Linked DNA regions of Homo sapiens: region 2 is linked to region 1. A link is a loop called in an ENCODE intact Hi-C map of the cell type or tissue named here. Cell type or tissue: PC-9. All regions are shown on one strand. Each heading gives the region's core, and the rest is flanking DNA. Links, peaks and the distances in the headings are about the cores only. Region 1 holds the start of LOC101927769 (a long non-coding RNA gene). Region 2 overlaps MACC1-OT1 (MACC1 3' UTR overlapping transcript 1).

Region 1 (15,660 bases), core at 3,707-8,706:
TCAGCGAAGGGTAACAGCTCAGAAAGATGGAGAGATAAAGTTCCACAGGTTGAAATCGGAGAATTGTCTCAGGAACAGTGAGAGATCTGCTTGGGGCTGTTTTGCATGCGATGGATCTCAATTATTACATACCCTTTCTCACAAAGTCATTTTGAAATGATGAAAAAAAGAAGTTACATAATTATAATCACAAGGAAAAGGGTATCAGCAGTAGACCAAAAATGTTGAGGGATTTCCATAAATAGAAAGTAGAAAGGATAAGAATGACACAGAAACCAAAAGAGAGAAACTCACAGTCTACAGAAAAAATCTATTGCAGTGAGAACTTTTCCTGGTGGAGGTGCAGAAAAACTCCAAGCTCAGATTGAATGAGCACAGAGATGAAAAATGAATTGAGGAGTTATGATCCAATTTATGATACTAATTTACAACTAATTATACTACTATATATTTATATATTAACTAATTAATTAACCAAAGTAAATAAAGATGATTTAATTAAAAATATTCTTGTAACTGGAGCAGAAATAGCTTTCTCCATCCCCATTATACAACTGTAGCTGTTAGCTATAGTAGTTTGCCTCTAGGATAAAGTTTACAATGCACTCTGAAAACAAAATGTGGGATCTTTTTTGAGTGGACTTGTGTTAAGGATCAATGTCAGAGAGGGCAATTCTGAAAAACATTGAGAAAGTCCACAATGGATGAGGAGGAAGTGATTTTCAAAAGGAAAGACAACTTCGTTTGACAGTAAGATATACTAAAGCTCTCTACACTCAATGGCATTTTTTTCTTCTTTTACCAAACGTGAGAACCCTTGACTGCTTGTCTACTTTGTGCCAACCAATCCTGAGAGAAAGTGTGTAAGGCAATAGCTTCCCCTCACTGACACAGTGCCCACAATAGCCCTTCCATCAGGTGAAAGGCCCACTGTAGAAACACACTTGTAGAACTGTAGAGGAAACTCATAGCATCTGACTACCAGTCATTCTAGTAACAGAGAAAAATTAGGAAGGGATCACCAAGGATTACAAAATATTTGAGAAAAACCAACAGCATGCAAGACAAAGATCAAGACAAATAAAGCAAACATCTAAACATCTAGATTTGGAGGAAACAGGTAATACATGAAACAAAGAAGAACTTCAAAACTTTTAAAAATCATTGTCCACACTAAGATTCAAAAGAGTATTACATCCACAAAACAAGAGCTGGCTGCCTCAGAAAAGGAGAAATTAGAATACCTATATACTAAAAACAAAATTACTAAAATAAAATATTTAATATAAAAGTTGACTAATAGAATGGACCTAAATAAAGACTGAACAAATAACCCAGAAGACAGAGTGTAATAAATTCTCTAAATACTAAAGTAAAACAATAAGGGAGTAGATTATATGGGAAAGTCAGCCATGTGGCTAACGTACATATGCTCCTTTGACATTCAACTCGAGTTCCAGATGCAGACAACAGGAAAAATGTGATGAAGAAAATAAAGAAGAAATAACGGAAAAATATTTATCTGAATTGAGGGTTGTGTCAGTGGCTTTTTCTTTGGGGAGCATAAATAGAATCAATCAGACAAATAGGGACACCCCCCGCCTCCAAGAGTACTCAAGAAAGAACAAAGGATGTTTTAATTCTAAGATGAAGACTTTATCAACCTACTCTGCTAGGCTGACTGTTCTCAACTTGGGGTAGGATGGGGTGGGGTTAGGGCAGGTGGATATTTACCCCAGGCAATTTCCAGAGACATACTTCATTATCACAGTTGATAGGAGGTGGGAAGGGAACTTCTGGCTTCTGGTGGGTCCAGACCAGAAATGTTGCTAAACATCCGACAATGCACAGGACAACCATCTGCAACCAAGAGTTGTCCTGTCCAAAATTTTAATAGTGTGGAAGCTGAAAAACTGTGCTGACTGAATTCTCCCCCTACCCCTGAGACCTTAAATGCATTGTGAAAATACTTCCATCCTCCCCAGCACATGCTTTAGAAGACCTTCTTTTTTTCTCCACTCCCAGAAGATTCTTGTTATTTTTATAAAGCTGTTCTCTCAGAAAGTTGATAGTATCCTGAAAGTCAACACCATCCAGTGCTTGATGTCTACGAGATTCGACTCTCTAGGATGCATTGGAGAAAAATCAATCACTTTGACTTTCCTTTACCGGTACTTTTCTGTGTCTACCGCAGGATCATTTAATCCATGTGTTTGTTCTTGTGTCTCCTTGAGATTAAATACAAATTCTTCCTAATTTGCAGAAATCCTTATGCTGTCTGTCTGTATTATGTCCCAGAGTAGTTGGGGATTTTATTCTTTCGGTTGTATATTTTTTTGTCATTTCAATGGCCTTTGCGGAAACAGGAGAGGTAAGCACATATACTCAGATTGCTACTTTTAATGAAATTTTCTGATTATTTTTGAAAACTTACATCCATAAGATTTTAACTATAAAGAACTGAAGAATCACCAGGAACTTGTGAACATTTATGTTTTCAGGGTTTTTTTGTTGTTGTTTAAAAAAAGATGGAAAGTATTTGCTGCGTGTTTTTGAAAATTTAATTTTGATGTTGATATTTTTACAAGATGGAAATTTTCTTCGTAGAATCAGATCTTAAAGTGGAAATTTCTTTTAAAACCGGATATTAATAAACATTATCATAATATTTTATAGCATTTCAGATACAAACTGCTTTCACAATACATTACTCCATCTGAACCTCGCAACTCCAGGAGCAGGTATTGCTATGACCTTTTATCTGTGAGAAAACTGAAGCCTTGAGAGGCTGGTTGATTTTTGAGTGAAGTCACAGAGCTGGATCTAAGCCAAGTCTTCTAATTCTTTATTTAACATACCTGCTGGTCTACCATACTGCTTTCTTACATGGTATCTGTTCCTCCGTTCCATGATAGGGAAGGAGTTATGCAATGATTCAAGTACAGTGTCTTGTATTACACCTTCTTTCTTGATATATCTCCATAGATGCTAGCCACAGAGCCCTATTAACATGAGTATACCACTAGGTCATTGTAAAAAAAAAAAAATCAATAAATAAATGACAATGCTCACAATGTAGAAAAATTTCTAAGGAACCTGAGGCATAGAAGAAGCATAGTCAAACCTAACTTCTCGAGTATCAGATCAAAGAAAAAATAATTTTTGAAGAATTTTCCAAATGTGGCTTAAATCATGCCATGTCGTGTGTACTTCTTCCCAGCATACAAAACCTCACTGTTGTGTCTTTTGATCCATTATTTCCTTGCTTCTACCTTCATTCACTATTTGGGAAGTTAGAAAAATGACTTTTACTCTCCGTTCTACTTTTTTAGAAAGTCATAGCTTTACTCATTGAAGTACTGATTTCTAGTAGAATAAAACTATATGTTAATCATAACCTCCTTTTCCCTTGGAAATTCAGGCAAGTACTGTGATTTATCTTGAAAAATGTGGACTAATAAAAGTCTTTTCTTCTTCTTTTTTCTTTACTAGAACTAGGCCCTGCACTTAGCCCAAAGGGAAGCACCCCTTTTTATTGTTGGCCACACTCAGTGTTGCATGGTCAAAGGAGCATTTACATAAGCCAACAAAAGTTAGCACAGCAGGAACAAGAGAAATATGTGTATGACCCTCCCATGAGAAAAGAAAAATTTCTGTCTTCACTGTTTTTTACAATTAGTATCAGAAATAAAAAATAACTTAAACATTTGTTCAGTATTTAATATGTCAACTATTGTTTTAAAAAATAACCACTTTGCATTATTGCCTAGTCCTCACAAAACTCCATTGAGAATGGTACTATTTTCTCTCTGATCTTACAGATAAAAGAGAAAGGAAGAGAGATACAGTAGTTTGCCTAGCAAGTTGTGAGGTCTGGATTCAAACTCAGTCCAATTACAGCACTTGCTCCTAAATTGTTTAATAATTTCATTTTTTCAGGAATATAGGAAGTTTTCAATATATTATCAAGATCATTTTTTCCATTTCTGACATATTCTTTTCATGGCAAGTTAATATGCTACTGACTTTTTCATATGTGCATCAGAATTATAGATAGAAACATTAATGTAAATTAAATAAAATTGTTATTATATTTACTACTTTTTTTTAACTTCCAGGTTTTTTTGGTGTAGCCAAAGTGCTTGCATTTTCTAATTGGCTCTTGACAGCAGACTGTAACTTAGATACCTAATGGTTTTTTGTCATTTCATTCAATTCTTTCATTTTTATTTGGTTTGTTCCTGGTAAACTCCCTTTCATATGCCCTCAGGGACAGTCCTAAATCTCTACATTGTCCTCTAGATCATTACTGTCACTCTCATCTTCAGCAAATACCTATACCTCCCATTTCATGGCCATCCAGTATGAATGTCTTCAGGTCTTTCATTTTGTTAATATGCTGTGTCAAATTTATTGATTTGGGTATGTTGAACCATCCTTGTATTCTAGGGATAAGTCCCACTTAATCATGGTGAAGGATACTTTTAATAGGCTCTTGAATTCAATTTGCTAGCACAGGTAACCCTTGAACAACATGGGTTTGAACTATGTGAGTCCACTTATATGTGTATTCTCTTCCACCTCTGCCACTCCTGAGACAACAAGACCAACCCCTCCTCACCCTCCTCTTCCTCAGCCTACACAACATGAAGACATTGACAATGAAGTCCTTTATTATGATCCACTTCCACTTAATGAATAGTAAATATATTGTCTCTTTGTTATAATTTTCTTAAAAATGCTTTCTTTTCTTTAGCTTACTTTATTGTAAGAGTATAGTATGTAATACATGTACCATACAACATATGTGTTAATCAACTGTTTATGTTATTGGTTAGGTTTCTGGTCAAAAGCAGGATATTAGTAGTTAAGTTTGGCAGAGTCAGAAGTTACATCTGGATTTTTGGCTGTGTTGGTGGGTATATTTTGGGTCAGCACTCCTAATCTCCATATTGTTCAAGAATCAATTGTATATTGATATTGTCATGCAACAACCATCAACACCATTCATCTCCAAAATTCTTTTCATCTTGTAAAACTGTAACTCCGTACCCATTAAACAATAACTCCCCATTCTCCCTTCCCGCAGCCCCTGGCAACCACCTTTTTACTTTCTATTTTATGATTTTGACTACGATAAGTACTTTATACAAGTGGAGCTTCTTAGATGTTTGTATTTATTTCCTTCATCAAATTCAGGAAATTTTCAAATATGCTGTGACTTTTTATCTCTCTCTTTTCCTTCTAGAATATCCAAGATGTGTATGCTGGTCCGGTTGATAGTATACCACAGGTTCCTTAGTACTTTGTTTACTTTTTAAATTTCTGTTCTTCAGATTCAATAATTTCAATGATCCCATCTTCATGTTTACCAATTACTTCTTTTGACTTCTCAAACCTTCCTTGGAATCTCTCTAGAAAACTTTTCATCTGAGTTGCAGTGGTCCTATATTTTCCACGGGAGATGTTTCAGGCAGTGGATGCCTGGAACTGAAGATAGTACCAAACCCCATTGTCATCAATCAGAACACATTTCTGTTCATGTCTTTCATCCACAAATTTCATGCATTTTTCATCATAACTAAACGATTGTAATGCATTGTGACCACAACTTTTGCAGTTTGAGGTGCAACAGCAAACCCAGTACAAGTATTTTTCTTCTTCATAATTAGAAGATCCATTCTTACAACAGATCTTAGCAACCTCAGCATACAATTTTTTTCTTTCTTAATTAAGCCAAGAACTTTCACCTTTTCACTTAAAGAAAGCACTTTACAGTTTCTCTCTGGTATATCTGAATTGCCAGCCTCACTACTCTTGCACTTTGGGTCCATTATTAAGTAAGATAAGGGTTACTTGAACACAAGCATTATGATACAACAATGATCAATCTGATAACAGAGATGGCTACTAAGTGACTCACGGCAGGTAGAGTATACTGTGGATACACTAGACAAAGGGATGATTTATATCCTGGGCAGAATGGAGTAGGACAGTGAAAGATTTCGCCAACATATTCAGAATAGCATGCAATTTAAAACTTGTAAGTTTTTTATTTTTGGAATTTTCCATTTAATATTTTTGGACCATGGTTGATCGAAGGTAATTGAAACTGGAAAAGAAAGCTACAGATAACTAGGGGACTATTGTACTGTACTTTTTAGCTTCAGACTTTCTTTTTAGTTTCTTTTTAGATTTCCTTTCTCTTTATATTTCCACTTTGCTCATACATCAACTTTCTTGGCTTTTCCAGGTTTTTCTTTAGTTATTTGAGCATCTTTAAGACAACTGTTTTTAAAAAGTTTTTGTATGGTAGATCTGCCATCAGTTCTGTTGGCTCATGTTTTCCTCTGAATGAAACATACTTTCCTGTTTCTTAGTTTGTCTTATGATTTTTTTAAACTGGACATTTAAATCTAGTAGTGTGGTAATTCTGGAAATCAGATTATTCCCCTCCTCAGCGTTTCTTACGGATTTTTGTTTTGTTTTGTTTTGATTTGAGTGTTGTAGGCTGTTACTGTGCTGAGGATAAGGCTGACGTGTAAACAAGGTCTTTTCTGAGCCTCCACCTGTTCCTAGCATTATGGTGACTTTCTAATTTTCCACATATATGCAATTGCTTTTGAATATCCTAGTTTTTCTGGCTCTCAAAAGGGAAAGAAGAGACAAATGAATGGGGAATGGGATACTGACCCTTTAAATCTCCTGGAGGTCACTTCATCTGGAGGGAAAAGGGCTTCCAAAAGTTCAGAGAAGTACAACAGTAACAGATGCCCATCTCTGGTGTTTGTACTTCCATAATCAGAAGGAGCTATCAGTGATTAGAACACAGATCTCCAGTATTGGAGGATAGGATCCTTATTGCCCACCTTGGCTCCTGCAAGTCCTGTGTAAGCTGCTCCAAGAACACATGCACAGCTGCCCGCCACAAATCTGGGGGTATGGGGTGGGTGGCTGCTGTCAAGCTAAAAGCTGACATTGACTGAAGTTAACCATAATTTACCATCCATGTCTTCTCCTGGAAGTTGCAAACCTTCGATTCCAGATTTCCAAAATGGTTACATCGAACAGATTCTGCCACTGTAGATGCCTGGCTGGGGAGATGGATGCCTGGTGCTTTCTATTCTGCCATCTTTCCAGAACCCTCTCATGCCCAAATAAGCCTTTGTAAGGGTCGTCAATAGCTTCTTATACCCGTAATAAATACAAAGACTCTAGGATGAGAATAAAATTTTCACAAAATGCTTTTTAAAGTGTAGATAAAATATTATGTAAGACCATTGTCCTACTGTTTGCTCCATACATTTATACAACTTTAAGTCTTTTTTTCAGTGGTACCAAAATATGCCCTAATATATATGCCAATGAATTGATATTGAAGACTGCTAACAATTTTCATTTTCTATATTCTTTCCTATAGATTATTCTATTTGATGACTCTCCATCTCAAACATAATAGGAGTGTGCTTCCCCTCTGGGTTTCATAAATTTCCATTGGCAGAAATGATTTTCCCTGTCTGGCAATATTGTCTGTGCTAACCAAAGTATTTGCTCTCCCAATTTAGATTTTGAAGTTGGAAGAAGTGGCAAAATGTGAAAAGCAAGAAGCAAGTATTACCAGAGACACCTATGAAAAAGAAATCTTTCTGAAGAACATTTTTAAAGTGCCATAATCTGTTCGGTAAGAATGAAATTAATGCACAAAACTGATAAAAATGGACTACCTGGATGTAGTTTCTGAAATGGCAGGGTATGTGTTCTGGTGTAAAGTACAAAATACATGGCCTAACCTGAGTAATTTTGTCTCTTTGTTTATGATTTTGAACAATGGTGTAGAAGAGACAGGGGATTCTTCTTTCCCCTGGAAAACCCCTATTTCTTCCCTCTTAGAATTGAAAGGGGCTACCTTTGTGTTATGAGGCTACTGGGGAATTTCAGCTAACTCCTGTGGGGAAAGAGATGGAAGCAAGCATTCCTCACAATCCCACTAATCAACCACGGGTTTCTTATGAGCATCTATAGGATTCCCACAGGTCCCACTGAGGGATAAGTGGTCAAAATAGAATCCCCACATTTAGTCATACTTACTATACTGCCTGTTGCTAACTGTAACAACTGTTCATTCCCCTGAAGCCTGGAGCCAACTGGCATGGGCTAGAAGTTAAGAAACAGCAGGAGGCCTTCATGGTCACCATAGCTTCCTGGTGACCATCTAATATAAAATTAGATAGAATAGTATTTTCTTTTAAGCCGAAAATAAATTTTAGCAGTGCTCTTATTGGTTAGTAAAAACTGCATTTGCATTGGTGACACAAACATTGTTATGTTATTCTAGTCTAACGAGAAACCATCTCAGCAAAGATCATTAGAAAATCATTTTAGAAACCACTAAGTCTTTAGCATAATTTTAAAAAATAAATTCAAGAGTCTGTCATAATATTGCTCAACCTAACCAAATGAGAATTTTAACAATAGAAAAGGCATTTTCAAAATAATAATCAAGCCTGTGATAAATGAGTTAGAAGTATGTGCAGGACATCTTCAGTTTGCCCCTCAGATCCTGTACTCATTCTTCATTCAGTTCTGGCCAGTCCTTTGGCCAGTCCTGGGAAGCTGGCCAAAGGAAGGGGAGAGAGAAGAAAAAGAAGCTGGACTATTTCTTCTCCTCTCCCTCCTTATGTGACAATTAATTTCATATGTCAACTTTGCTGGGCTGCACTGCCCAGATATGTGGTCAAAAATTATTCTGGATGCTCCTATGATGATGTTTTCAGATGAGATTTAACATTTACATTGCCGAACTTTGAGTGAAACAGATTGTCCTCCATAATATGAGTGGGTTTCATCCAATCAATTTAAAGCCTGAGAAGAGTAAAAGACTGACTTGCCCCAGAGCAGGAGGGAATACTGGCAACAAATTGCCTTCACATTTCAGGCATGAACTACAGCATCAGCTCTTCCTAGGTCTCCAGCCTGCGGGCCACTCTGCAGATTTTGAACTTGCCAGCCTCCATCATCGCATGAGCAAATTCCTTAAAAAATTCACACACACACACACACACGCACACGCACACACATGCACACACATACGCACACACATGCACACACATATTCTATTAGGTCTATTTCTCTGGAGAACCCTCATACATCCTGCTTCAGCTCTGAGAGTCAGGAAATAGAAGCATACCCCCCTCTCATACTATAGCTTAGGTAAAATAGCCCCTTCTCCTCTGGTCCAGCTTTCACTAGGTCAATCTAGTGTCTCTTGTTCTTTGATCATAAGGGTAGTATTATTTCCCCGTGTAGCTAGTCTCTTGTGTCTTACCATCCTTTAATTCCCAGCACTGCCCATACTTCTGAAAGCAGTACTTTCATTTTCAACTCAGAGGTTGAGCCTGGTTTCTCAACTCAAGCTGCATATTAGAATCAGCTGGGAAGCTTTTAAGAAATCCCAACAGCCAGGCCACAAACCAGACCAACTAATGCAGAACCTCTGAGGGTAGAACACAGGCATGTATACTTTTCAAAGCTCCCCAAGCATTTCCAATGTACAGCCAAGACTGAGAACCACTGCATCAATGTCTCTTCATTTGAACAATTTGAGATGAATGTTGTTTCCAGCCAGAACCTGAACAAATACACTATCATCAAAAATATATATATTTGCTTAAAATCCTACAAGCACTTGTCACCAGTACTTTTCATATGATTATTTTCTATATTGCCATATATTGTTATTTTGTTATCTCACTTTTAAGACTGTAACTGATTTTTTTTTCTCTCCCATTCTCTCCATATGTTCCAGCTCATGGCCCATAGTGTTGGTGAGGCCAACACTATAGCTGCAAGCACTTACTTCATTTAAGAAGTTTATCGAGAGCTTTATAAATAAATTCTGTTCTCCATCTACTATGCAAATAAAACTGCTGTATCTCATTTTGTGTGTAATAAATGTGAATGCAGAAAGCAACCTTGCTTAATGAGATATCTTGCCCAGGTCATAATCTCTTTGGTATTTGCCATTCTCCATCACTATCCGTTATTACCTATCACTCATCTTCATAGAGCAAATACATCATCTTTCATCAGGAAATGGATTACATTGAGGGGAAGAATATGCTCTTTGTCTTCCAAAGAAGAAAAGATGAAGGAATGAGTTGAGGGACTTAGGAACAAACAATAACTATATGCTAGATGACCTCCTAGGCATTTTACAAATATTACCACATTTAATATGCTTTTTAATTTAGTTTTCACAACAAATGAATAAAGTTTTATCATCTCTCTTTACACAGGTGAATCCAAAGGCTGAAAGAGACTGAGTAACAGCTATTAAGTAAGGTAGTAGAGCCCACTTTTACTCTGCTAAAATTCTGAGCTAAAGACTAGCATAGGCTGGGCGCAGTGGCTCACGCCTGTAATCCCAGCACTTTGGGAGGCCAAGGCGGGCATTATCACCTGAGGTCAGGAGTTCGAGACCAGCTTGGCCAACATGGTGAAACCTCATCTCTACTAAAAATAAAAAAATAGCCAGGTGTGGTGGCACACACCTGTAGTCCCAGCTACTCAAGAGGCTGAGGCAGGAGAATCACTTGAACCTGGGAGGTGGAGGTTACAGTGAGCCAAGATCACACCACTGCACCCCAGCCTGGGCGACAGAGTGAGACTCTGTTTAAAAAGAAAAGAAAAGAAAAAGACTGGCATAAATGCCTAAGTTTTTTTTTTAATCCCTTTTGTTACAGCTATGACATCACTCTTCAATATAAATTCATGTCCTTGCATGTGCAAGTTAATCAAAAGTTAAGCAAGAAGTGTTTGTCTTAGTAAGAATTTTGGTTCATTATAGACCTAAGAATGAAAATTTCAAAGTCCAAGGCTTAGGATATGACCTATTTCTACAGGAGATACTAACCGGGGATACAGAAGGTTTACCTTAGTCAAATCATTCCTTCATTTCTTTATCTAACACCATTGCTTTATTTCAAAGTCAAGACGAAATTTGAAACTGAACGTGGATTCTGTGCTCTAACAAAGTTCTGTGACCTTAACATATGTACCCAGACTTTTACCACTCACAGTCATCTCCCAGACAGAGGAAATGACTCATCTTTTTTAAAAAATGGAAGTCTTAAAGCTAACATAAAATATCCCATGACAAAAATATCTTTTTATATGTAATATAGGAAGTATGAACTTGTGTATTTTTATAAATGTAATTCATTTTCAGATCTTTAATTCTCAAGTATCTCTGTCAAAATTTCATCCAAAGTAAACCCATAACTGAAAAATAGACTATTAACAGAAAGGAACAGCTATTCTTGGGTTTAATTACATATATAAGTTTTATATAAAAATTTTGAACTTATTTAAAAATGTGCATCTATTACAACACCATAACTCCAAATTCCGCAAAATTTTTAAAATTGTTGAAAATAATGGTGTACTTTATTTGATTACAAATAAGGTATGATTAATAAAATACGACCAAACTAATTTTGTACTTAAAAATTTAGACAATTTAAGACTCAATTTGAAGGGGTCAATTGAAATTACTAAAATTCAGACTGACCTCACCATGAACATTCAGCACGAAAAAGCCATTTTCAAGGAGCTAATGTCCAATATACTTTTTTTTAAGATGGAGTTTTTAAAGACGGAGTTTCGCTCTTTCACCCAGGCTGGAGTGAAGTGGCGCGATCTGGGCTCACTGCAACCTCGGATCCCCGGGTTCAAGTGATTCTCCTGCCTCACCCTCCCGTGTAGCTGGGATTACAGGCGCCTGCCACTACGCCCGGCTAGTTTTTTGTACTTTTAGTGGAGACGGGGTTTCACCATGTTGGTCAGGCTGGTCTCAAACTCCTGACCTCAGGTGATCCACCTGCCTTGGCCTCCCGAAGTGCTAGGATTACAGGCGTGAGCCACCGCGCCCAGCCCACAGCATACATTTTTATATGATAAGGTACATCATCTCAGAAGACAGACAGAATAGCTTCAGATATGAACCTCAGAAAGAAGTTCAAAAGGCAAAGAGATCTGCTTCAAAAAGAAAAATCAAAAGTTGAAGGTCTTGCTCCAAAAGAGGGATTTAATTTAAATTACTCCAAAAAGAATGACTGACTGATATCCAAAGAAGAAAAAAGTCTTTGCATTCCTGACATCTGATATCTTAATGCATGATACATAAAAAGCAATATATTTCAAGGACACACTAATAATCCCCCATGCAAAGGGGGGATTATCCTCCAGGGGGGGAATGGGGGGAGAGAGAGACACAGAGAGAGAGAGAGAGAAAGTACATACACAAGCCTGCCTGTTACTGGAGGAGCATGGGTGCCAGGATCTTTGACCCAAGGGTCCAAAAGCTTGGCTGAATACAGCATTTCAGTTGTGCCCTGAAGTGAAAGCAGTAAAATAAAGACCAAAGAAAGCTCTACGTTTAAAGTCAAGACCAAATTGCATAAGAACCAAGGATGTAACCTAGGATAAATGCCTAGCAGAACAAAAAAACACCCAGCATTTTGAAGGTGATGGCAGGCTGTGAGAAGGCAGGTTGTAGAAATGATGAGGTTGTTTTATGGCATGCTTTTATTGGCTGTATTAGAGAGAATGTGAGGGTGGGTTGGGTATGTCCTTGAAGTTATAGGACTTTGGTTTAAATAAACTTTGTTGCACATCCAGTAATAATAGGCAAGCCATTTCTTATTCTTGGTTTTTATTTTCTTCTCTTTTGTTCTGGCTTTTTTTCCATAATTCCTGCCTTAGTTAATGACACCACCACTTCCCTCTTGGAGCAACCCAGAAAGAAGGGAGTCATCCTAACTCTTCCTCCTGCCACCACACGTAATCTTTGTCTTTAAACAGACTCAGTGTGTTTCACTTAAGTAAATATATTTGGAAAGAAAACTTCATATTACTTACTAAAAGGGAAAATGACTATTAGTTCTATAAAAGAAATCTATTTTTTTTAAATTAATGAAAATGAAATTACATCATTAAATGTTGGCAGAAATTCATTTACTCTTTGTTAGAAAGGCTGATTGGAAAATACCATTTAAGGCCAGGCACAGTGGCTCACACCTGTAATCCCAGCATTTTGGGAAGCTGAGGTGAGTGGATCACCTGAGGTCAGGAGCTCGAGACCAGCCTGCACAACGTGGCAAAACCCAATCTCTACTAAAAATACAAAAACTTAGCCAGGCGTGGTGGCGGGCGCCTGTAATCCCAGCTGCTTGGGAGGCTGAGGCAGGAGAATCACTTGAACCCGGGGGGCGGAGGTTGCAGTGAGCTGAGATTGCACCACTGCACTCCAGCCTGGGCGACAAGAGTGAAACTCCATCTCAAAAAAAAAAAAATACCATTTAAGACACAGATTAGCATCAACCTAAGCCTTTCTCCGGAAGTTAATTAGAGGGGGTAACAGATAATTAAAAATTTTTTTAAATCATGCGACAATATGATTTCATGCTTCATCCTCATACAACCAAAATGTTATTTGTGAATGAGTCCCACACTTTGGGAAGCACTAGACTATGATATACAATTCAAACTCAGTAGCCTGCTATGATCTTACTCCCAATTCCCTTTTGATCTGATTTCCTGCCACTCCACAAGCCATATTTACAACTCTATTCCTGCTAAAGGACGTATCATTTGGCCCTGGGCATTCTCCATTGTGTCTACTGAGAAACCTATTAGGCCTCTGAAGAGGTTCTTGATGTAAAGTTTTCAGACCCCACCCAGGCACCTTTCTCCTTAGTATGAGCAAAGGTTATCACCTTGACCAAACGCTAGCAGGCTCCTCTGAGTTCTCTTGTTGACTAGGACTCAAGCTTACCTTTCTAGGTTGAACAAACACTAAGGCAGTTTCTAACAGCTCAACATTGTTTACTTAGGATGAGCCTATCCCCCACTTAAAGTCCAAGCCTGATAAAGAATTTCCTGTTGTCCCAGCCAACACCTGGAGACCAGCATCCCGCTTTCCAGTCTCTGTGGGAGGGGAGGAGCCGAACTTCAATAAACACCAGTAAACAAAGCTAGATGGGTTTCACGTGGACTAACCTCGTTTCTGGATTTTTGTAATTTTTCATTTTCCTGAAAAACTATGGAATCCCAACTCACCTTCTCCCTGCTCCTTCATTCTCCCATTAAAATACCTAATCACCTCTGTACAGGTCATTGTTGAGCTTAGTTCACGTTGCACTCTTTTCCCTATTGTAATACTATATATTAATTCTTACCATTTTATTTAGTGTCCAGCATTGTTTATCTTTCGCAGCATTTCATAGCTACTTCTAATGCACTATATTCTCATTATTCATTGAACTATCACTCTCACCCGCTATGCTGTGTTCTGTTTTGTACTCCGAGTCCTGAGGTCAGCCCCAGTATTGGGATCACTCCTGTAATCCCAGCACTTTGGGAGGCCGAGGAGGGTGGATCACGAGGTCAGGAGATCGAGACCATCCTGGTGAACACGGTGAAACCCCGTCTCTACTGAAAATACAAAAAAAAGTTAGCCGGGCTTGGTGGCGGGCGCCTGTAGTCCCAGCTACTCGGGAGCCTGAGGCAGGAGAATGGCGTGAACCCGGGAGGCGGAGCTTGCAGTGAGCCGAGATGGCGCCACTGCACTCCAGCCTGGGCGACAGAGCGAGACTCCCTCTCCAAAAAAAAAGAAAGGGGGAACTAAGTTACCTGACTGCTATGAACAGGGTCATGAGGAGAGACTCTAACACATTGCTTTAGTTTTGTTTCAACTTCCAAATCATAAGAGGGACATTACACATTGCATTCAATTCTATAGTGTAAAAATAAAATAAAAATATCAGCTTACTTTCCTTCTTTCTTAGTTTGTCGGTATCATTTTTAATTCTAATGTTTTGTTAAACCTCACACCTTCCTCTTTTGAATTTCTACTTCCTTTTAAAATGGCAATTGCCTTTTTATTTTCATATCTTTTGTCTTATATTAGTAAGAGCATTTCTCTAATTATAACATGGGGAATTTACATGTGGGTTACAGGGGAGACTAGATTTTTACATCAAAATTAATTTTGTTTTATTTGCTCCTAATTTATAGGTGAAAATGTTATTTTACATGGAAACCTATTTTGTTCCATAAAACTAAATAAACCATAACCCAGAAGTGCAATGAGACACACACAGCATGACCACATTATTTCTGAAAGCTGAAGAGTTGCCAGTCTGTTGATCTCAAACTTCATGAACCACACAGTTCAGTTCAAATTGTTTCCCTGAAATTGCTTTGAGCCTCTGCCAAACAGCCACTGAAGGACTCCGAAAAATACAAGGTAAGGAGATGGCACCTAAGAACATTTTTTTAAAAATGTTAACTCTTTTATTGAAGTTTATTTCATTGCTTTTATCAAAGAGACTGATGTCACATCAGACATTTCCTCACCTAAAGGTAACACGCAATAATTGCCATGATAGCATACTATTCAGAACATGGAACCAAATGTGTGGCCTGCATGGGCATTCTTCCTTTGCCAATGAATTGCAAATGCTTCTTTCTATCTACAAGTGTACCAACGTTAAACATTAAATGTGGAGGTCTTATAGTGGGTTGATCTTTAGAAAATCAGGTCTCCTTTCTGTTTTCAGTTGCTGCCAGCATCACCTATCCACAGAATCAATGTTAATG
Region 2 (15,660 bases), core at 4,387-9,386, 330 kb before region 1:
TCTTTTTATATATTATTGTAAGCTCCTACTTTAAGGATGAAGAAGGGGAGATTCAAAGAGATTAAATAACTTCCCTAGGACAGTTGGAGAGGTAATAGAAGAAAGAGATTTGAACCCAACACAAAATGGCTCCCAACTCTTTTATTTCAAGCATGAGATATGGCCTCACAACAATACCCTTCCCAGCTGCAGCAAAGGAGGTAAGATGACCTAAATGCAGCACAGAGGCTGAAGGAAACAGCCAACTCTGAAGCTAGCTAAGAAACATTTTTGTAGCCTACCTTCCAGTCATTATATGATCAGATACTGAGAAACCCTGAGCCTCACAGGCTCACTGCCACAGTAACAACGTGCACACAGCCAGCAGAATCATTATATTCAACAAGTGAGAATTCATCGAGCTGAATAATTTCATTGACTCTAGACCTGCTTCATGCTTCTTCATCATATTATTCTTAATTCCCTCAACAATGAAAATCATATCAATGGGCTATACCAATGCCAATATTTGAAGACTTTTACTTCCAGCTGTGTAAGAACTACACTTGAATCTGGTATGACTGACAATATCAGGCTCTAAATGAAATCATGAGGCCACCAAATTATTATGGTGCAACAAGGCCAAACACTAAACCATCAAATAATCTTGGAGGCATTTTGCAGCCAATCTAAACAGCTAATAAAATGAGATCATAGGTTTTCCAGAAAGTAAAGCTAGCCATCCCTGCCTGATTCTGATAAACACATTTCCATGTGAAATTTAGGGGAAGGAATTTAGAGTCTTCCCTAGGGACTGGGTTCACTCTTTAGCTGTCCCAATTTCAGACTCACCCAGTTATACTGCAGGGTGAGGTTGATGTTCTCTTAAAGCTGTTCGGCTCATCTCTCTGATGGCTTAGGGTTTTTTACCTTTCTAATTCTTCCAAATCTACATTAAAATGCCACATATGATTTTCATTTAAATGCCAACATAGGATTTATAAACATTATTGAGAAAGTTAAAGCGTAAAATTAAGAGAATACACACAAGATGAATCCAAACAAAAGAAGAGGAAAAAATAAAGAGATAATGAGAATGAGCAAAAGAGAAAATACACAGAAGGGAGAAATTGCAGCCACTGGATATGGAAAGAGTGGGAACAGATTTTAATTTACTCATGCATTTCTCATGAAGCTGTGGAAGATACGGTCCAAATGCTTAGTCAGACTGGGGCTGGAGAATACAGGTTCCTATGGGAACAGAAGCAGCTTACTGCCATGGTAGTCTGCATTCCAAATGTAAGTTGCAGTAGCAGACTTCTTTTCCTATTCAGAATATCATTTGTGCTCTCAGTCTCAATTACTGCACTCCAGAGAGCTGTGAAGAGCAAGCCTGCATCCTTAGCTCCTTGTTTCTTCCTGTCTTCCTAATTCAGATGTGTATTCTTTCCAACTGTTCGTCTTTTTTTTCTTCCCTGCAATTTATCAGGCTATTTCCTTTCCCTCAACATTCCTTAAACACAGTACAGTGTATATATTATGTCTAAAACACAATGCTGCACAAACGCAAAAGATCACCTTGTATTGGCCAAACTGCCCAACTATCACCAGACATGTGTACTGCCTCATCAGAAACACACTGCCTGTATTCATTTTGTTCTCATTGGTCCCTAAAGACAGATAAACAAATCAGAACCATTTTGAACTAAAGACAAATGAGCTCTCTTAGACTACAAATTATTTCTGTTGTCTATATAGACATTCTAATACATTGTGCCTTTTCATTACTAGGCTATTGTTAATTTTTTATTGTTATTTTTTACCTGACTAGTGAGATAATCTTGACATATTATTTTGCAGCTGTATTAAGGTTCTTAGATACTCAGTTATCTTCTCATGCTTGGAAGTGTTTATTAACTAAGAAATAATGGAGTCAGTATCCACTTTTTAAAACAATGTTTCTCAAAATAAAATCTGTATACCACGTAAAATAATCACTTCTGTGGTTATTAAAAATGATCATTATTCACCAACCAAATGATATGTAACTAAATACTGGCACGTCTATACAATGGAAGTCTATTTAGCCATAAATTATATTAGCAACTGATAAAATAAATATTTTACAAATATTGTGCTGAGTGAAAGAAATTGGATGCAAAAGAAGTACATTTTATATGATCCATTTATATCAGTTTCCTCATAGGAATACAGTGTTCACTTTGATCACCTAAGGAAACTATAAAGGGATTGTATAATATGCACTAAATTGGTTTGGGCATGGTGGCTCACACCTATAATCTCAGCACTTTGGGAGGCCGAGGTGGGTGGATCACCTGAGGCCAGGAGTTCAAGACCAGCCTGGCCAACATGGCAAAATCCCATCTCTACTAAAAATACAAAAACAGCCAGACGTGGTGGCATGCGCCTGTAATCTTAGCTACTTGGGAGGCTGAGGCAGGAGAATTGCTTGAACCTGGGAGGTGGAGGTTGCAGTGAGCTGAGATTGGGCCACTGCATTCCAGCCTGGGCAACAGAGTGAGACTCTGTCTGAAAAAAATTAATAAATAATATGCACTAAACTAAATTTGGTGATAGAAATCAGATCAGCAGTCACTCCTGGAAGGGGGATACTGAGTGGAAAGGAGCATGAGGAAGTTTTCTTGGGTGATGAAGATACTTTATGTCTTAATATATATTCACAAAAACTGATCAAATAAATAAGATCTTAATCTTTCGTTGTATTTAAACTATATCTCAGTTTTTAAAAATGCTGGTTCTTGTGTCCTATTACCTAAGCATCTGCATTTATGGCAACAGACTATTTTGAAGAATAACTTTAGATTTACAGAAAAGTTCCAAAGATAATACAGAGTTCCTATATACACTGGACCCAGTCTCCCCCAGTGTCAACTTTTACATTACTATTGCACATTTGTCATAACTAATGAACCAGTATTGATACACTGTTATTAAGCAAACTCTGTACTTTATTCTAAATTATTTAGTTATTTTTTTCTCATTGTCCTTTTTCTCTTAGGACCCCACCCAGAATACCATGCACTTAGTCATTATGCTTTCTTTAGCATCTCTCTACTATGACAATTTATTGGACCTCGTTGTTGTTTTTCATGACCTTGACAGTTTTGAGAAGCACTGGTCAGATATTTCATAAAATATCCCTCAGTCAAGGTTTGTTTGATGTTTTTCTCATGATTAGAGTGGGGCTATGGATTTTTGGGAGAAAGACCACTGAAGTGAAGTGTCATTCTTATCACACTAAAGCAGTGTTACATATGATCAACACAACATCACTTATAGTGTTCACCTGGATCACCTAAGAAGCATTTGCATTTTAAAACCAGTTCCTTGGATATTTCCTGTATTTACTAACTTTCAAAGTGCCATATTAAATTTTAACATTTCACAGAGCATTAAACAACTCCGTGTTTTAAGCTATAACACAACTCTCTGCTCAAAGCCATCTATTACTCCTCAGAAGAAATGTCCGCCATATCTCTTTAATATGTCTTGTACCTCTGTGTCAGGAGATAGGATGAGTGCCCTGCTTTTGACATGGGATGATCTATCCCTTTTCCCTAAAACTCTCAGTTCCTTTGAAGGTCACGCTACCCAATATGTTTATTGCCCAGTAACTCTCCTTTACTCAGTCATCCACAAGCCTTTGATTGCGCCTGACAATTCCTTAGAGATTTTAGTTCCCAACTGTTTCTTTTCCATAAATACGTATCTCATATTTTTCAGTGACATCAATATCCACATATGTGTTTCTTTCAATACATGTCCTCTCCATTTCTTGCCCCCATCTTTGGTGATCTTACCTCTGTTCCACCTCAACCATGGTCATGGCTAAACTTCATTAGTAACAATTTTATCCAATCCAAAATTTCCAGTTTTTATCACCCCATCAAACACATCTGTTCTCTATGACATACTATTCTTCTATCCTCTTTTGAGTACTCTGATTCCTAAAACTCTTTTCCTGTTTGTAAAAATAAAAAAAAAACAGAACAACAACAACAGAAATAACAACAAAAACCACACCACTTCTAGTCAGTCGTTTCTGCTAGCAATTTATCACCATGAGTCTCACTGAAGCCCTCACTCTCTTCCTTACTTTCCTTAGCTTCTATGGCCTAATATTAAAATATTCCTTCTATCATTGCCACATGGCCAACCTTAATCCTGTTTAGAACTAACTCTTTTCCTATCTTGCTCCTGAAATATAGCAGCTAATCACAAATGGTGGCAAAAGGCATAACATGTTTGCTGTGATCACATTAATTTCATAACCACACTCATTAAGGGGGCCTTAGTGTGGCTCCGTCATCCCTCTTCATTTTCACTTATCCAGTCCCATGGGAAATTATTTTATTTTATGTTTCCATTGCCTTTGATTGAGGAAGTAGAAGTAACTAGAGGAAGATTCTTGCATGCTTCCACCACTGTATAGAGCAACATCATTATCCATATACCTTACCTGAATATCAAGGCAAACCCACCTATTTAAGTACTAAATCCATCCACTTCAGTGTACTCAAGGCCAATGCTCTTGCTATGGCTTACTTTGTCTCTTGCATCATCATTTTTTTCACTAGTGGTCTGTTTCTATTAGTATATAAACACAAACTATCTTGAAGAAATCTTCCCTTGATTCTATATCCCTTCACATAGTCTCTGTCCCACTTTTCTCCTCTACAGAGAAGAGTTTTTGCAGTCACAGTTTTTCTTTCTCCTCTTCCCATTCCCTCTTGGACCCACTCTGTTCAGGCTTGTGTTCTTGCTGTGCCATGGGGGCTGCTCTTCGCAAGGGCACAAAAATCCTCTGTATTATATTGTCTAGTGGTCATTTATTAGACTTCCAATTTAACCAAATAGTGTCATTTACACACACGTTATTCACACGTTATTACTTGAAACAACTTCTTTACTTCACCTTCATAATACCAACCTTGTTTTTCTACACACCTCACTGGCTGCTCCTTCTCAGCCTCCTTTGATAATTCCTCTGCACCTCCCAGATCTTTAAACACGGGTATGTTTCAGGACTCAGTTCTCTCACACAGGTGATCTCTTTGTATTCTGCAGCTTTAAATGTGACCACTAACTTTAAAATTCCTAAATTTATATTTCCAGTGTGAATTTCTCTCTGGAACTGGAAATGCATATCTTCATTTCTTGATATCTCTATTTAGATATCCAATATGCATCTGTAAATGAAAAATTGCACCAGATAAGTTAAATGGGAAATGAAGACTTTATTCAAGACTATTGCAATAAAGGAAAAAGATTGAACTCAACTCTGATAAAACAAAAGGTGAGAGAGTTTCAATCACAGAAGTGAGCTAATGGAAGAACAGTGGAAAACTGACATCAGGGGAAAGGTTGATCCAGGTGATTAGTACATCATTTTTTGCAATTGGTGCTTATTGAAGTTAGACTCCTCCCCTCCCACAGAGACTAAGAAATACAGGTGCTTGCTTGCTTTCTTCTTTTAAAGTTTTATTTTGGTTTCAACTGACATGTAATAATTGCGTGTGTGTGTTTGTATATACATATATATGTGTATGTGTATGTGTATACATATATGCCTATAGTCATATACATACTTATGGTACATTTAAGAAACTGTAATGTTTCAATACATGTATACATTGTGTAATCATCAAATCAAGGTAATTAGCATATCCATCACCTCTAACACTTGTCATATCTTTGTGGTGAGAAAATTCAAAATCCTTTTTTCTAGCTATTTTGAAGTATATAATACATTATTCTTTACTGTAGTCCCTTACTTTGCAATAGGACACCAGAAATTATTTCTCCTATCTAACTGGAATTTTGTACCCATTGACCAACCTCTCCCCATCTCCCCCACCTCTGGTGACCACTATTCTACTCTCTACTTCTGTGTGATCAACTTCTTTATATTCCACATATAAGTGAGATAATGTGGTATTTGTCCTTTTGTACTTGCTTTATTTCACATAATATAAAAAGACAACAAATGCTAGTGAGGATATGGGGAAAGAGAACTTTTATATACACTGTTAATGGGAATGTAAATTAGTATAGCCGTTATGAACAACAGTGTGTAAGTTCCTCAAAATACTAAAAATAGAACTACCATATGATACAATAATCCAACTACTGGGTTTACATCGAAAGGAAATAAAATCAGTATGTCAAAGAGATGTCTGTGCTCCCATGTTTACTGCAGCGCTATTCAAAATAGCCAAGATAGGGAATCAACCTAAATGTCAATCAATGAATGAATGGATTATTAAAAAATGTGGTATGTATGTAAACAATGTAATACTACTCAGCCATAATAATAAACAAAATTCTGACATTTGGAATAACATGGATAAACCTAGAAGTGCCATTTTTCTTAGTGATTACATGTCAAAGGGATTGCTTCTAGCAGCTTGGGAGGAATATTTCTGGGATGTGGAAGATTTGGATCTCAAGAGGGCAGAAACAGTTTTCTCTTGCAAGTTATCTAAAATTAGTGCTCTTTAAAAAGAAACGCTATGAGCCTATAGTCAGGAAGAAACGTGTCCAAAATTTAGTCAACTTGAGGGGAATTTTAAGGCCATCCTGGTCATATCTCAAACTTCAAATGACCAAAAATGAATTATTGATTTTCTTCTACCCTCAAACTTGTCCATTCCCCAGTATTTGTCAACTCAGTTGCAATTGTATTCTTCCAGTTATTTGGGTCAAAAACCTTAGGGTCAACATTGATGCTTTCTACTTTCCCTCTGTCTCCCCCCAACACCACCCCCCCCCCCCCCCGACATCCAATTCCTCTGTAATCTTTATCTAGCTTCCAGCCTTCATCAGGCTTTTCACTCCACCCTAGCCCAGGGCAGCAAAATTGTCCAATGGATTATTAAGTTACTTTCCTAACTATTCTTTCTAGTTTCACTCTTTCTCGTCCTGCAGTCTACTATTTAGACTGCCAAGTTTCTATTCCACTCAAATCCAAAGCTGTTATCTTGGCTTAAAAAGCTCAATATCTTCTTCCTCCTGTTTTCTCCTTACTTTAATCTCGAACTTTGCCCCCACATTCTAGACTCTGTGCATATTTGCCTTTCTGAGTCACATGTGCCTCCTTATTGTCCCTCATACATTCCAATCATGTCTTTGCCTCCAGGATTTATGACTTGCTTTCTTCATTGTTTGAAACACTCCTCATACAGATATCAACATGTCTTTCTTTCTTCTTTCTTCTGTCAGGTCTCGGCTCCCATGTCAAATGTTATCACCTATTTTAGTCTTTCCCTAAGCTCATGTAATATTACAATATTACAACCCTGTTTTTTTCTCCTTAGTTCTTATCACCACTTGATGTATTATTGTGTTTGCTTAACTATTTATTTTGTCTCTCCAATTAGAATGTATGTTCTTTGAGAGCCAGGACTTCTTATATGTTGTTTACTAGAGAAAGTCTGCCAGGAACAGAGTAAGCAATAAGTATTTGTAAAATAAATGAATAAATTTTCTGCCTTAGATTGATGGTTACAAATGGCTACTGACTCCCATTAAAGCACTTCACAATCTTCAGTGAATCAGTGCTATACCCTTTTTTATTCTTTCAGCCCCAGTCTTTGTTACCTTCAGTGATTTAATCATCAACATATTTGATTATCTTGGCTGCACAGATAATCATCCTCAATGTCTGAACTATTGAATGAAAAAGCTATACTTGAAACTAACCTCTTAGCTCTGCAATGCATTTCTCTGCATATAAACACCTGGATTCTCATTTCTCCCCATCCTTTTGACCAACTACAGCTATCTCTGTCTTGATTATGATCTCTAAGTTACTTGACCTCACCCTGGTCTTGCTTCCTCTTCTCTCTCATTCAACCCCTTCTCTCCCAGGATGAGTTCTATAGTCAGTCAATTTGGTAATGTGCTCATTACTGCTCCTAATTCATTCATATTTTAGCAAACACTTAGCGTGGTGAGGCTTCTGATCCTCAGCACTGGTAAAAATCTAACATTTATTGTATCTGTTCTAATTCCTTGGTTTCATGTGGTATCTTTCATCCTACTCAGTAATCTTTTTGTTCACACACAGATTTTTTTTTTTTTTTTTTTGGTCCATGTTTCTATGGTCTGTAGATTCCATTGTATATGGCTTAAAATCATGCCTATGTCCCTCTAAACATAAATCTAATTTCCTTTTTCTATTACAATCAGTAGACAGCTTTATATTTTATTTTATTTTAGTCATTTGATATGAGATTCTCAAAATTGCTCCTTAGCACTAAAATATATCCCTTTTTAAAATACAGTTCATCTCTTTCCTTAACTCCAATATTCAACAAAATATATTATTTTTTTTGTTACCCTAAACCTCCAAATTCTATACTTGCTAACATTCTATCCCATCTTATTTGGGATCTTCTTCCCATATACACATAGGTTATTTTTCTCCAAAAGATTTAATCAATCCTGTCTCTCTGTTTATAATTATTTATTATTTTAATCATTTTATGGTAGTCATTTTTGTTATTTGTCTACTTTGATTAGTTGGGAATTTTTAAGAAAAAAGATAAGGTCTAACTATTTCTAATATTTTCCACATTACAAAGCTATCACTCTATAAATACTGAATGAATAAATGAATGTTATTAAGGCTTTGAAAAGAGCATGGGAAGATATAGAATATTGTATAGATTATTAGATGCCTTTCTCTATTCACCCCAGAATTGCCATAAACTAATAGCTAATTATTCCAAATTTGTGATAGTGGTAGTGTTGGTGGCAGCAAGGCATTATTTACTTAAAATATTTGATATTTTATGGCAACGTTCTTAAAGCTTTCCAAAATCTAAAGCTGAGTCCTGACTAGTCTTAGAGCTTCTTTGGCCTCATTTCAGAGTCTAGTTGAATGATTAATGAAATCCTTACTCTCCATTTCCCTTTTGAAAGTTCTGTTGAATCTCCACTGAATCCAACCTCATTCATCAGGCATGTTGTCTGGAAGAGTCTCAGAGAATCCCTTCTGGGAGTTTTAGAGTCTTCCATTTGACCTTGGAGAGAGATTGATCTTGAAATTGTACTAAGCAACCAAATTTTCCATTTGTTATACTTTCTCCGTGACCACAAAAAGCAAAGGAGTCTATAAATACATTATATTAAGAAAAAATAATATTTGTATTGATTCGCTGGAGTTGCATTTTTAAATTAAAACAAAGGCCTAAATTTTATAATTCTTTCTAGTGTATTTAATTTTGAGAGCTATTAGACGGCTCTCTGTTATTGTCAAAACATATTATGGCCCTTTTCTAATTTTTCTATTCTCATGAGTTTCAGTTCTTGTAGCAAAGATGACAAAAACATTTCATTATTTTTATTTTAGAAAACTTTTTCAAATAGTTTTTACTCAGATTCTTGTTGAGCTGTCTACACAACTTCCTCCGCAAGAAGAAATTTTAAAATCCTCCTTTGAACTATTCTTTAATATAACTGAAGGAGTACATTAAAATTTTTACAAACAAAAGAAACCTATATCCATGACTCTTGTCAGAAATAGGTAGTGTTTAAGGGGAAAGAGAAGTATAATGGAGTTTGAGGAGCTCTGCTTAATTTCTTATTTTGTCACCGAGACTCCACGGAATTTTTTAAAAAATAATAATGGTCCTGTTACAGTCATTCTCCTTCACCTGCTCACTATTTCCACTTAAATGGATTTATGTTGAACCTCCCATACCACACCAGAGTGGTATACTTTTTACAACTGATGAAACTACATTGACACATCATTATCCATTAACATCCATAGTTTATTTCAGGGTTCACTTTGGGTAGTATGCATTCTATGGATTTTGACAAATGAATAATGACATGTAGCCACTATTGTAGCATCATACAAAATAGTTTCACTTCCCTAAAAATTTTCTGTGCTTCAACTCTTCTTCCCTCCTGCCTCCTTAACTCTTGGAAACCACTTTTTACTATATCCATAGTTTTGTTTTTTCCAGAATGCCATATTTTGAAATCGTATGGTATATAGCCTTTTCAGATTGGCTTCTTTTACTAAGTAATGTGCATTTAAGCTACCTCTTTGTCTTTTCATGGCTTGAGAGCTAATTTCTTTTCTTTTCTTTCCTTTTTTTTTTTTTCTTTTTTTTTTTGAGACAGAGTTTTGCTCTATCGTCCAGGCTGGAGTGCAGTGGCGCAATCTCCGCGCACTGCAACCTCCACCTCCTGGGTTCAAGTGATTCTCCTGCCTCAGCCTCCCGAGTAGTTGGGACTACAGGTGTATGCCACCACACCCGGCTAATTTTTTGTATTTTTGGTTGGAGGGGTTTCACTGTGTTAGCCAGGCTGATCTCGATCTCCTGAGCTCGTGATCCGCCTGCCTCAGCCTCCCACAGTGCTGAGATTACAGGTGTGAGCCAGCACGCCCAGCCTGATAGCTCATTTCTTTTTAGTGAATAACATTCCATTGTCTGTATGTATTACATTTATTTATCCATTTACCTACCGCAGGACATCTTTGTTGCTTCCAAATTTGGGTAATTATGAAGAAAGCTGCTATAAACATCCATGTGCAGGACTTTGTGAACATATGTTTCCAACTCCTTTGGATGAATACCAAGAAGCATGACTGCTGGGTTGTATGCTAAGAGTATGTTTAGTTTTGTAAGAAACCACCAAACTGTCTTCAAATTGGCTCTACCATATCACCAGCAATGACTGAGACAGAAATGGATGTACCATATCATCAGGAATGACTGAGAGTTTCCACTGCTTCACATCTTCACCAGCATTTTGTGTTAGTGTTCTGGATTTTGGCCATTCTAGTAGATGTGTAGTGGTTTCTCATTGTTGTTTCAGTTTGCATTTCTCTTATGACATATAACGTGGAACATATTTTCATATGTTTATTTGCCATCCATATATCTTCTTTGGTGAGGTGTCAAGATCTTGGCTCTTTTTAAATTGTGTTTTTAATTTTCTTGTTGTGGAGTTTAAGAGTTTTCTGTATATTTTTTATAATAGTTTTGCATTTACAGTATTTACATATGTAATCCATCCTAATTTTTGTGAAAGGTGTAAGGTCTATGTCTAGATTCTTTTCTTTTTTTTTTTTTTTTTTTTTTGCATGTGAATGTCTAATTGTCCTAGCACTGTTTGTGGAAAAGACTGTTTTTGCTCCATTGTATCATCTTTGCTCCTTTTTTGCAGATCAGTTGACTATATTTATGTGGGTCTATTTTAGGGCTTTCTATTTTGTTCCATTGATCTATTTGTCTATTCTTTCACCAGCACCGTACATTTTGATGACTGTAGCTTTATAGTAAGTCTTGAAATCAATAGTGTTAGTCCTCTAACTTTGTTCTTCTCCTTCAATATTGAATTGGCTATTCTAGTTCTCTTGTCTGTCCATATAAATTTTTGAATCAGTTTGTTCACATAATAACTTACTGAGATTTTGATTGGGATTGTGTTGTATCTATATATCAAGTTAGGAAGAACTGACATCTTGATAATACTGAACCTTCCTATCCACAAACATGAAATATCTCTCCATTTATTTAGTTCTTTGATATTTGAGTTTTGCAGTTTTGCTTATATAAATCTTGTACATATTTTGTTAGATTTATACTAAGTATTTCACTGTTGGAGGGAGTACTAATGTAAATGGCATAATGTTTTTAATTTCAAATTCCACTTACTCATTGCTGGTATATAGACAAATGATTGACTTTTTTATATTAATCTTGTATCATGCAACCTTGCTGTAATCACTTATTAATTTCAGAAAAATATTGTTAATTCTTTTGGTTTTTCCACATAGATAAGTATGTCATCTGAAAATAAAGACAGTTTTATTTCTTCCTTCCCAATATGCCTGTCTTTATTTCTTTTTATAAAAAACAAAAGTATTGCATTAGCTCAGACTACCAATATGATCTTGAAAAAGAAAGGTAAGAGGAACTCCCTTTCGTTTTTCCTTATTTTTGCAGGAAATTGTCTAGATTTTCACCATTAAGTATGATGTCAGCATAAGATATTTTTGTGTGTATATTATTTATCCAGTTAATAAAGTTTTCCTCTATTCCTAGTTTGCTGAGTTATTTGTCTCTCAGCAAAAACTCTCAGATTTGAATGAGTGTTAGATTTTCATCAAGTATTTTTTATGCATTTATGGATATGATCCTGTGATTTTTAGACTGTTAATATGATTACTTACCTTAATTAATTTTTCAATGTTAAATGAGCCTTGCATATTTGAGATAAATTTCCTGGTTATGCCATATAATTATTTTTATGCATAGTTAGATTTAATTTTGTTTTGTTATTATTTTGTTGAGGACTTTACATCTATATTTATGAGAACTATTGGTCTGTAGTTTTCTTGTAATGTCTTTGTCTGGTTTTGGTATTAGCATAATGTTGACCTCACAAAGTAAGTTAAGAAGTATTCCTTCTCCTTCTATCTTTAAGAAGAGATTGTAGAGAACGGATACAATTTCCTCCTTAGATGTATGGTAGAATTCACTGGCAACATATGAAATGTAAAGTAGTTTCCTCCAATTCTGTGAAGAAAGTCATTGGTAGCTTGATGGGGATGGCATTGAATCTATAAATTACCTTGGGCAGTATGGCCATTTTCACGATATTGATTCTTCCTATCCATGAGCATGGAATATTTTTCCATTTGTGTCCGCTCTTATTTGCTTGAGCAGTGGTTTGTAGTTCTCCTTGAAGAGGTCCTTCACGTCCCTTGTAAGTTGTATTCCTAGGTATTTTATTCTCTTTGTAGTAATTGTGAATGGGAGTTCACCCATGATTTGGCTCTTTGTTTGTCTGTTATTGGTGTATAGGAATGCTTGTGATTTTTGCACATTGATTTTGTACCCTGAGACTTTGCTGAAGTTGCTTATTAGCTTAAGGAGATTTTGGGCTGAGACGATGGGGTTTTCTAAATACACAATCATGTCATCTGCAAACAGGGACAATTTGACTTCCTGTTTTCCTAATTGAATACCCTCTATTTCTTCTCTTGCCTGATTGCCCTGGCCAGAACTTCCAATACTATGTTGACTAGGAGTGGTGAGAGAGGGCATCCTTGTCTTGTGCCAGTTTTCGAAGGGAATGCTTCCAGCTTTTGCCCATTCAGTATGATACTGGCTGTGGGTTTGTCATAAATAGCTCTTACTATTTTGAGATACTTTCCATCAATGCCTAGTTTATTGAGAGTTTTTAGCATGAAGGGCTGTTGAATTTTGTTGAAGGACTTTTCTGCATCTATTGGATAATCATGTGGTTTTTATCATTGGTTCTGTTTATGTGATGGATTACATTTATTGATTTGTGTATGTTGAACCAGCTTTGCATCCAAGGGATGAAGCTGAGTTGATTGTGGTGGATAAGCTTTTTGATGTGCTGCTGGATTTGGTTTGCCAGTATTTTATTGAGAATTTTCAGAGGCCTCAGAAATAACACCACACATCTACAACCATCTGATCTTTGACAAACCTGACAAAAACGAGCAATGAGGGAAGGATTCCCTATGTAATAAATAGTGTTGGGAAAACGGGCTGGCCATATGCAGAAAGCTGAAACTGAATCCCTTCTTTACACCTTATACAAAAATTAACTCAAGATGGATTAAAGACTTAAGTGTTAGACCTAAAACCATAAAAACCATGGAAGAAAACCTAGGCAATACCATTCAGGACATAGGCATGGGCAAGGACTTCATGACTGAAACACCAAAAGCAATGGCAACAAAAGGTAAAATTGACAAATGGGATCTAACTAAACTAAAGAAATTCTGCACAGCAAAAGAAACTATATCAGTGTGAACAGACAACCTACAGAATGTGAGAAAATTTTTGCAATCTATCCATCTGACAAAGGGCTAATATCCAGAATCTACAACCAACTTAAACAAATTTACAAGAAAAAAAACAACCCCATCAAAAAGAGGGCACAGGATATGAACAGACACTTCTCAAAAGAAGGCATTTATGCAGCCAACCAACATATGAAAGAAAAAAAAGCCTCATCACTGGTCATTAGAGAAATGTAAATCAAAACCACAATCAGATACCATCTCATGCCAGTTAGAATGGCGACCATTAAAAAGTCAGAAAACAACAGATGCTGGAGAGGATGTGGAGAAATAGGAATGCTTTTACCATTGTGGAAGACAGTGTGGCAATTCCTCAAGGATCTAGAACTAGAAATACCATTTGACCCAGCAATACCATTACTGGGTATATACCCAAAGGATTATAAATCATTCTACTATAAAGACACATGCACACGTATGTTTATTGTGGCACTGCTAACAGCAGCAAAGGCTTGGAACCAACCCAAATGCCCATCAATGATAGACTGGATAAAGAAAATGTGGCACATATACACCATGGAATACTATGAAGCCATAAAAAAGGATGAATTCGTGTCCTTTGCAGGGACATGGATGACGCTGGAAACCATCATTCTGAGCAGACTACCACAAGAACAGAAAACCAAACACCGCATGTTCTCACTCATAAGTGGGAGTTGAATAATGAGAAGACATGGAAACAGGGAGGAGAACATCACACACCATGGCCTGTTGGGGGCTGGGGGGCTAGGGGAGGGATAGCATTAGGAGAAATACCTAACGTAGATGATGGGTTGATGGGTGTAGCAAACCACCGTGGCACGTGTATACCTGTGTAACAAACCTGCACATTCTCCACGTGTACCCCAGAACTTAAAGTATATATGTGTGTGTGTGTGTATATATATGTATACGTATATATATATTTATGTATATATATATGTGTGTGTGTGTATATATGTGTGTGTGTGTGTGTATATATATATATATATATATATATATATATATATATATATATATATATATATATATATATATATATATATATATATATATATATATACACACACACACACACACACACACATAAAGGAATTCACTGGTGAATCCATCCGGGCTTGGTGCTTTCTGTTTTGGAAGGTTATTAATTATTGGTCTGAATTTGTTTTGTTTTTAAATTTTTATTTTTAATTTTATTGGGTACATAGTAGATGTATATATTTATGGGGTACATTAGATGTTTTGATATAGGCATGCAATGTGAAATAAGCACATCATGGAGAACAGGGTATCCATCCCCTCAAGCATTTATCCTTGAGTAATAAACAATCCAACTACTGTATTTAAGTTATTTTGAAGTGTACAATAATTATTGACTATCGTTACCCCATTGTGCTATCAAATAGTAGGTATTATTCCATTGTTTCTAACTATATTTTGTATTGTATCCATTAACCATCCCCACTTCCCTACTATTAATAACTCCTAATTACCCTTCTCAGCCCCTGGTAACCGTTCTACTCTGTATGTTCATGAGTTCAACTGTTTTGGTTTTTAGCTCCCATAAATGAATGATAAAATGAAGTGTTTTTCTTTCTGTACATGGCTTGTTTCACTTAACATAATGATCCACAGTTCCATCTATGCTGTTGCAAATGACTAGGTCTCATTCATTTTTATGACTGAATGGTACTCCATTGTATATATGTACCACATTTTCTTTATCCATTTATCTTTTTATGGAAACTTAGGTTACTTCCTCTTATTAGCTATTGCAAACAGTGCTGCAACAAACA

Evidence for each region. Peaks named below come from ENCODE experiments on the same cell type or tissue, not always from the same donor. Only the 100,000 strongest peaks of a DNase experiment are listed, where the experiment ranks them.
Region 2: it touches region 1 in a loop (3-fold over the local background); 4 of 110 quality-filtered maps call a loop at or near these places.

The regions. Positions count from the first base shown.
Region 1 is chr7:20,290,717-20,306,376 of GRCh38, forward strand. LOC101927769 (a long non-coding RNA gene) reads left to right here and starts at 5,992. Exons shown (of 5, transcript NR_110117.1): 1 at 5,992-6,043; 2 at 7,566-7,681; 3 at 10,296-10,341; 4 at 15,076-15,307. In PC-9, for the core only: no CTCF peak of the experiment used is centred there; a DNase peak (open chromatin) is centred at 5,895; H3K4me3 peaks cover 688 bases; H3K27ac peaks cover 1,155 bases.
Region 2 is chr7:19,963,186-19,978,845 of GRCh38, forward strand. It overlaps MACC1-OT1 (MACC1 3' UTR overlapping transcript 1), which reads right to left. Exons shown (of 6, transcript NR_110114.1): 4 at 4,952-5,210. Among named protein-coding and RNA genes, the nearest start is that of MACC1-OT1, 170 kb to the right of the region's middle. In PC-9, for the core only: no CTCF peak of the experiment used is centred there; a DNase peak (open chromatin) is centred at 7,116; H3K4me3 peaks cover 631 bases; H3K27ac peaks cover 1,903 bases.